Linked DNA regions of Homo sapiens: region 2 is linked to region 1. A link is an interaction called in ENCODE POLR2A ChIA-PET data of the cell type or tissue named here. Cell type or tissue: IMR-90. All regions are shown on one strand. Each heading gives the region's core, and the rest is flanking DNA. Links, peaks and the distances in the headings are about the cores only. Region 1 overlaps NDUFS4 (NADH:ubiquinone oxidoreductase subunit S4). Region 2 overlaps ARL15 (ARF like GTPase 15).

The links. Peaks named below come from ENCODE experiments on the same cell type or tissue, not always from the same donor. Only the 100,000 strongest peaks of a DNase experiment are listed, where the experiment ranks them.
Region 2: POLR2A ChIA-PET joins it to region 1 with 10 read pairs; 2 of 35 experiments call an interaction of 5 or more read pairs at or near these places.

Annotation. Positions count from the first base shown.
Region 1 is chr5:53,593,214-53,596,145 of GRCh38, reverse strand. The region is part of intron 1 of NDUFS4 (NADH:ubiquinone oxidoreductase subunit S4); the gene reads right to left. Among named protein-coding and RNA genes, the nearest start is that of NDUFS4, 34 kb to the right of the region's middle. In IMR-90, for the core only: no CTCF peak of the experiment used is centred there; no DNase peak of the experiment used is centred there.
Region 2 is chr5:54,133,916-54,136,847 of GRCh38, reverse strand. All of the region lies in intron 3 of ARL15 (ARF like GTPase 15), which reads left to right. Among named protein-coding and RNA genes, the nearest start is that of ARL15, 180 kb to the left of the region's middle. In IMR-90, for the core only: no CTCF peak of the experiment used is centred there; no DNase peak of the experiment used is centred there; H3K27ac peaks cover 133 bases.

The sequences.
Region 1 (2,932 bases), core at 98-2,597:
GGGACCATTTTAACATTCTGGAAAGACAGACTGAGTAAAAGTAAAAGAAAAGAACCCACAAATGCTTTGTTTAAATTAGAGAAAACAATAGTGAAGATAATTTGTTTAAAATCTCTTTAGAACACCATAAATTCTTTTATTCTCACTTAAAGTTTTTGCAGTAATTTCTAATCTTCATCTACAGTACTGAATATTATCTTAAAATGTTCAGCTGGTCAAATCAGTAAAAAGTAAGCACCTCCTGCTCATAGAGGAGGAAAAAGTAAGGATTATTTTTCTCATTCTTCTGAACCAGGTAGAACTATGGTAGGAACTAATAGCAGTTGTGTGTCTGGACACAGCTCAAGCCCCAAACTGAAACTAATCCTTTCAGAGTCATCCAACAGATTAAAGAAAGATTTGTGCAAGAGGGATAAGGGTAATTATGTTCACGTAACAGACTCTGAAATGGAATTGAAGAGTAATAAGTAGGAGAATGTGGGCAAGATACTGGAGGATGCTAACAAAGAAACCGGAGGGTGTGACGGAAAATGTAAAGGAGAAAGAAATGTATCTACATTTATAGCAACAGGTTATCAAAATAAATATACATGAGAGAAGAATAAGAAATAAAGATGTCATGGTGATGACAGTAATTATATTACAAAACACAAGGAACATATGAAATGTTCACATTTAAGAAGGTCAAATCATTGAGCTACCTTGGCCACAGAAGAATACGTCTACTGGCTTGGAATGCCTTAATGGAAGAAACTGTGTTGCTATCCTTTGACATGTGTTATTAATAACTGGAAACAATTTACCACAAAGATGTCAATTATTAACTTATAAATTAAATACAATAGTAATACAAATCCTAATAGAATTTTTATAAAATTAGGTGAGTCTCATGAGAAGAAAAAATTCATAAAAAATAACCAAGGAAATTTGAAAAACAATAATAAAGTAAGATTTCCTTGCCAGGTAACAGACTACTGTAATTAAAATACCTGTATATGCCCAGGCACAGACATATACATTAAACAAATAGTACAGATCAGAGTACAAAAGCAGACTATGCAGATCTGTAGATTTATTACATAATAAAAATACAATTTTAAATCAGTGGTGAAAAGGTGGGCTATTCAATAAATAATATTGAGACAACTGGCCATCCTTTCATGGAAGCATAATGTCTGAATCCCTTTCTAAAAGAATTACATCATGTACCAAAGAATTCCAGATGGATTTAAAAATCAACGCATATACACACACACACACACACACACACACAAACACAGACATACGTATATACAAATGCAATGTATGTGTATCTGTGTGTAAAAAAATACTGAGATAATGTATAAAAGAGGTTTGTTTTAATAACTTTTGAGTGGTTAAAGTCTTCCAAATTAAGGCAAAATATCCACAAACTAGGAATGAAAAATAATTTCTGAACAACAAATTCATATAAAGGAAAAATCAGAGATAATAAGTAAAACATATAGTAGATAAAAGACTAATCTGTAGGATACATAAAAAATGCTTACAAAGCAAAAGAAAAATCATTCCAAAAAGGGAGAGGGAATGCAGATGATATGAGCACAATAGACATTAATATTAATGATATCAATAATCACTTTAAATGCAAATAGTCTAAATATACCAATTAAAAGAGAGTTATCGGAGTAGATTAAAAAATAAGACACAACTACATATTACTGAAAAGAAACCCATTTTTAATTATAAAGACACAGACTAAAAGTAAAGGGATGGAAAAAGACATAGCATGTTAACACTAGTCAAATCTTGCTTCCACAGCTAAATTAATCTCAGACAAACGGGACTCCAGAACAAGAAAAATTATCAGGGATGAAGAAGGTGATAGTGATAAAGGGGTCAGTTCTCCAACAAGATGTAACAATCGTTAGTGTGTATGTACCTAACAAGAAAATGTCAAAATATGCTATGCAAACACTGATGAAACTACAAGGAGAAATGCATTATTATTGTGGGACACTTCAACATTCTTCGAATAGTAATTGACAGAGCCAGTAGACAGAGTATCAGTTAAGAATATGGTTGAAGTAAACAGCACAATCAATTAACTGGATATAACTGGCATCTGTCAACTGCTTTATCTAACAATGGCAAAAGACACATTCTGCTCAAACTCAAGTGAAACATTCACCAAGATGGGCCACATTCTGGGACATAAAACATACCTTAACTAATTTAAAAGAATAGAAACCACACAATGCAAGCTCTCAGTCAGCAATGGAATTAAACTAGAAATCAGTAACAGAAAACTAGAAAATCTCCAATTACTTGGAGATCAAACAATACACTTCTAAATAACTCATGGGTCAAAAAAGTCTCAAGAAAAATTTTAAAATATTTTGAACTAAATGAAAATGAAAATACAATGTTCAAAATTTGTGGGATGCACCAAAAACAGTGCTTAGAGAAAAACTTATAGCTCTGAATGCATATATTAGAAAAGAAGAAAGGTCTAACTAAATTCAATAATCTAAGCTTCCACCACAGGAAACTAGAAAAAAAAAAAGGGCAACATAAACCTAAGGCAAGAAGAAGATAAAAAAAATTATAGTAAACATCAATGAAATTGTAAATAGGAAATTGGTAAAGAAAAATAAACAAAACCAAAAGCTGTTCTTTGAAAAGAGCATTAAAACTGATAAACCTTTAGTCAGGTTAACAAAAAAGAGAAACAGACAGATGAGAGAGAGAGAGAGAGAGAGACAAAGCCCTAATATATAAAATGAAACAGGTATCATCACTCCTGATCCCACGGACATTAAAAAAACAGGGAAATATTATGAACAACTCTAAGCTCACAAATTTGATAACTTAAATGAAATGGGCTAATTATTTGAAAAACAGGAATTACTAAAACTCTCACAAGGAGCAATAATCGGGACAGGCCTATATC
Region 2 (2,932 bases), core at 319-2,818, 540 kb before region 1:
GCTTCCCAGTAAAGTCAGAGGGGACAGTCCTGGCAGTACTATGGATTTGTATGCTGGGATAGATATAAACAGCAAAACTCTCAGCCCTGTGGCTATAAAAAGAATTATTTTTTATGATGTGTTCGTTGTTTAAGAGCAGGCTGTGAGTTTTGTTTAACATTTAATTCCAATACAGTTCAAAAACCAGAATTCTATCTTGTGTGCTTAAGCTCTTTCAGATGTTTTTATTGTGTAACATTTTCTCCAGATTCTTCTTTTAATGTATGTTTTTTTTTCCCTCACAATCTGTTAAAAGATCAGTTTGCGTGAATCTTGACACTGTGATGCTATTTCATGGTTTTAATTTGAATGCGAGCTGTTGCAGCTGGAAGCATATGATTAATGATACAGACTTGTTTGTCACAAAAACAGATGATATTTTACATTTAGTCAAGATGCATTGAAAAATTGACTTGCTTGTATTTTACTGGCTGTAAGTCACATTTTAATTCACTTTTGAATTCTCCTTATAATTTGAATTAATCTTAAACATGCAGATATATCTCTCATGATGTAGCTGGCTATTGAAGGTATTTGAAGGATGATTAGAAAATCGCATATTAAATATACATTATCCATTAGTTAAGTAGTCATTTTTAAAATTTTTTTTGCTGATAAAATTGTACTAAATGAGTCAATGAATCTGGGAGTCAGTATACAAAGAGAGTGGGAATAAAGCTTATAAATTCATTGTTCTTGATGGCTTATATATTTTTATATACTTTTACAGTTTACCTGAATAACAAGGTGATGTTTCTGATCTCCCTTGCCTTCTGCTGTCTTGAAACTCTGCCCCACATGAGACAAGGCAGTGTTTTCCAGATTTTCTACCATCACTCTGGAACTCAGAGTGGGCTATGGGTGCATTTGCTGCAGTGGGCAGTGGTCTAACCTGTCCTTCTCAGAAGCAGTGTCAGGAAAGTTGGGTATGCAGTCTCCTTCAGAAATGAGTCTTATAATAGCATTCTACCTTCCAGCAGTTTTTATCTCATAAAAGAATATGAAACCATATTTGTTAAATCAGACATTTCTTGCTCAAACCTGTTACACCAAATAGGAATTTGCTGTTTTCAAATCTCTGGCATGTGACTGAACTGAACAGTCCCAAACTGAGTACTTGCATGGTGAGGAAGTCAGTCTCAGAAAGTATGTATATATGCCATGTTTGAAGAGTTTTCATTATTATCATTCATTATAATTTACTAAAATGCAACTCTCTGTTTCTTTGTTAAAATAATCTTAGCTCTGCCTTGTGGAGCCACACTAACAAATAGTACAGCTCCCCTAGATAGTAATTGGGAAACATGAATTTAGGTGTCATGTATTCTGAAGGATCACTTTTCAATCTAATTATCTTCCATTTCTTCAACTATTTTTCCTATGATGTGGTCTCCAGGTCTATCACGATCCTCCTTGTCTCCTGGAGAAGTATTAAATTGTGGGGTCCCTTGTAAAATATGTGCCTAGAAGCATGATGCTATAGATGTGGTCTGACCAGTGATATTCATCTCTTTTTAGGTTTGCTTTTTCTTTTCATGCCAACAACACGAATCATAGCACCCTACTGGCCCATGTTGGATAAGCTGTCAAAACATCCAGCTGTTTTTAGTCATGTCTTTCCCATTGTGTTCTTCAGCTGATTTTTTTTTTATTCCAAGTACCAGACATTACTTATATCTCTATTAAATTTCATTGTGTAAGTGCTGGCTCATTGTTCCAGCTTGTCAAGAACTTTTTGGCTTTTTTTCTTTTATCATCCAACATATTAGCAATTCCTTTCAGCTTTGAGACATCTGTAAATATTAAAATAATTTCTTCAACTTTTTAATTCAATTAAAATATGTAAACATGTATCAGACTGTCTACTCTGTGCTAATCTCAGGCTCCCTGCTAGAAATAACAAGATGGATAAAATGTAATCATTCCAGCTGGGCGCAGTGGCTCACGCCTGTAATCCCAGCACTTTGGGAGGCCGAGGTGGGCAGATCACCATGTCAAGAGATTGAGACCATCCTGTCCAACATGGTGAAACCTCATCTCTACTAAAAACACAAAAATTAGCTGGGTGTGGTGGTGCGTGCCTGTAGTCCCAGCTACTCTGGAGGCTGAGGCAGGAGAATCGCTTGAACCCGGGAGGCAGAGGTTGCAGTGAGCCGAGATTGTGCCACTGCACTCCAGCCTGGCGAGAGAGCAAGACTCTGTCTCAGAAAAAAAAAAAAAAAAAAAAAAAAAAAAAAAAAGCTAATCATTCCTTCAGGGAGCTCACAGGCTATAGGGAATAATAGACATGTAATTATAAAACTGTAATGGAGTGTGATAATTGCTATAGTAGAGTTACGTGTGAAGTGCTGTGAAAACCAAGATTGGTTGCAAATCATAGAAGACCTAGCCCCTTTCATGTTGGCACAAATCCACGAATTTGGGGGTAAGTCAGTTAAATCAGCTACAAAGCTACCGAACTACTGCCGTCTGATTTCTTTCTTTCTTTCCCAAGGATACTGTAAGAGACTTGTCAAATACTTTCCTGAAATGATCCCATACTATGGTATTCCCCAAATGTACCAACCTAGCAAGTCAGTCCAAAAGGAGCTGAGAATTATTTAGAAACATTTATTCTTAGTGAACCCATGGTGGTTCACAATGATCCCAGTTTTTAAATCTGGGGCAATATTTGCCTATCACCAATCATCTGGTAACCTTCCCATTCTCCAGGGTTACATAACATTGCTCAGAGCAGTTTTGCAGTTACATCTGAGTTTTTCTGCTATCTTGTATGTAATCTGTCTGGATCTGGAGACTTGAGTTAACTTAAAGAAGTTTGATATACTCTCTCCTATCTGCAAATTTACTTTCCTCTTAACTGTTTTCAAAGTTACTCTTTTTATGCCCTCTC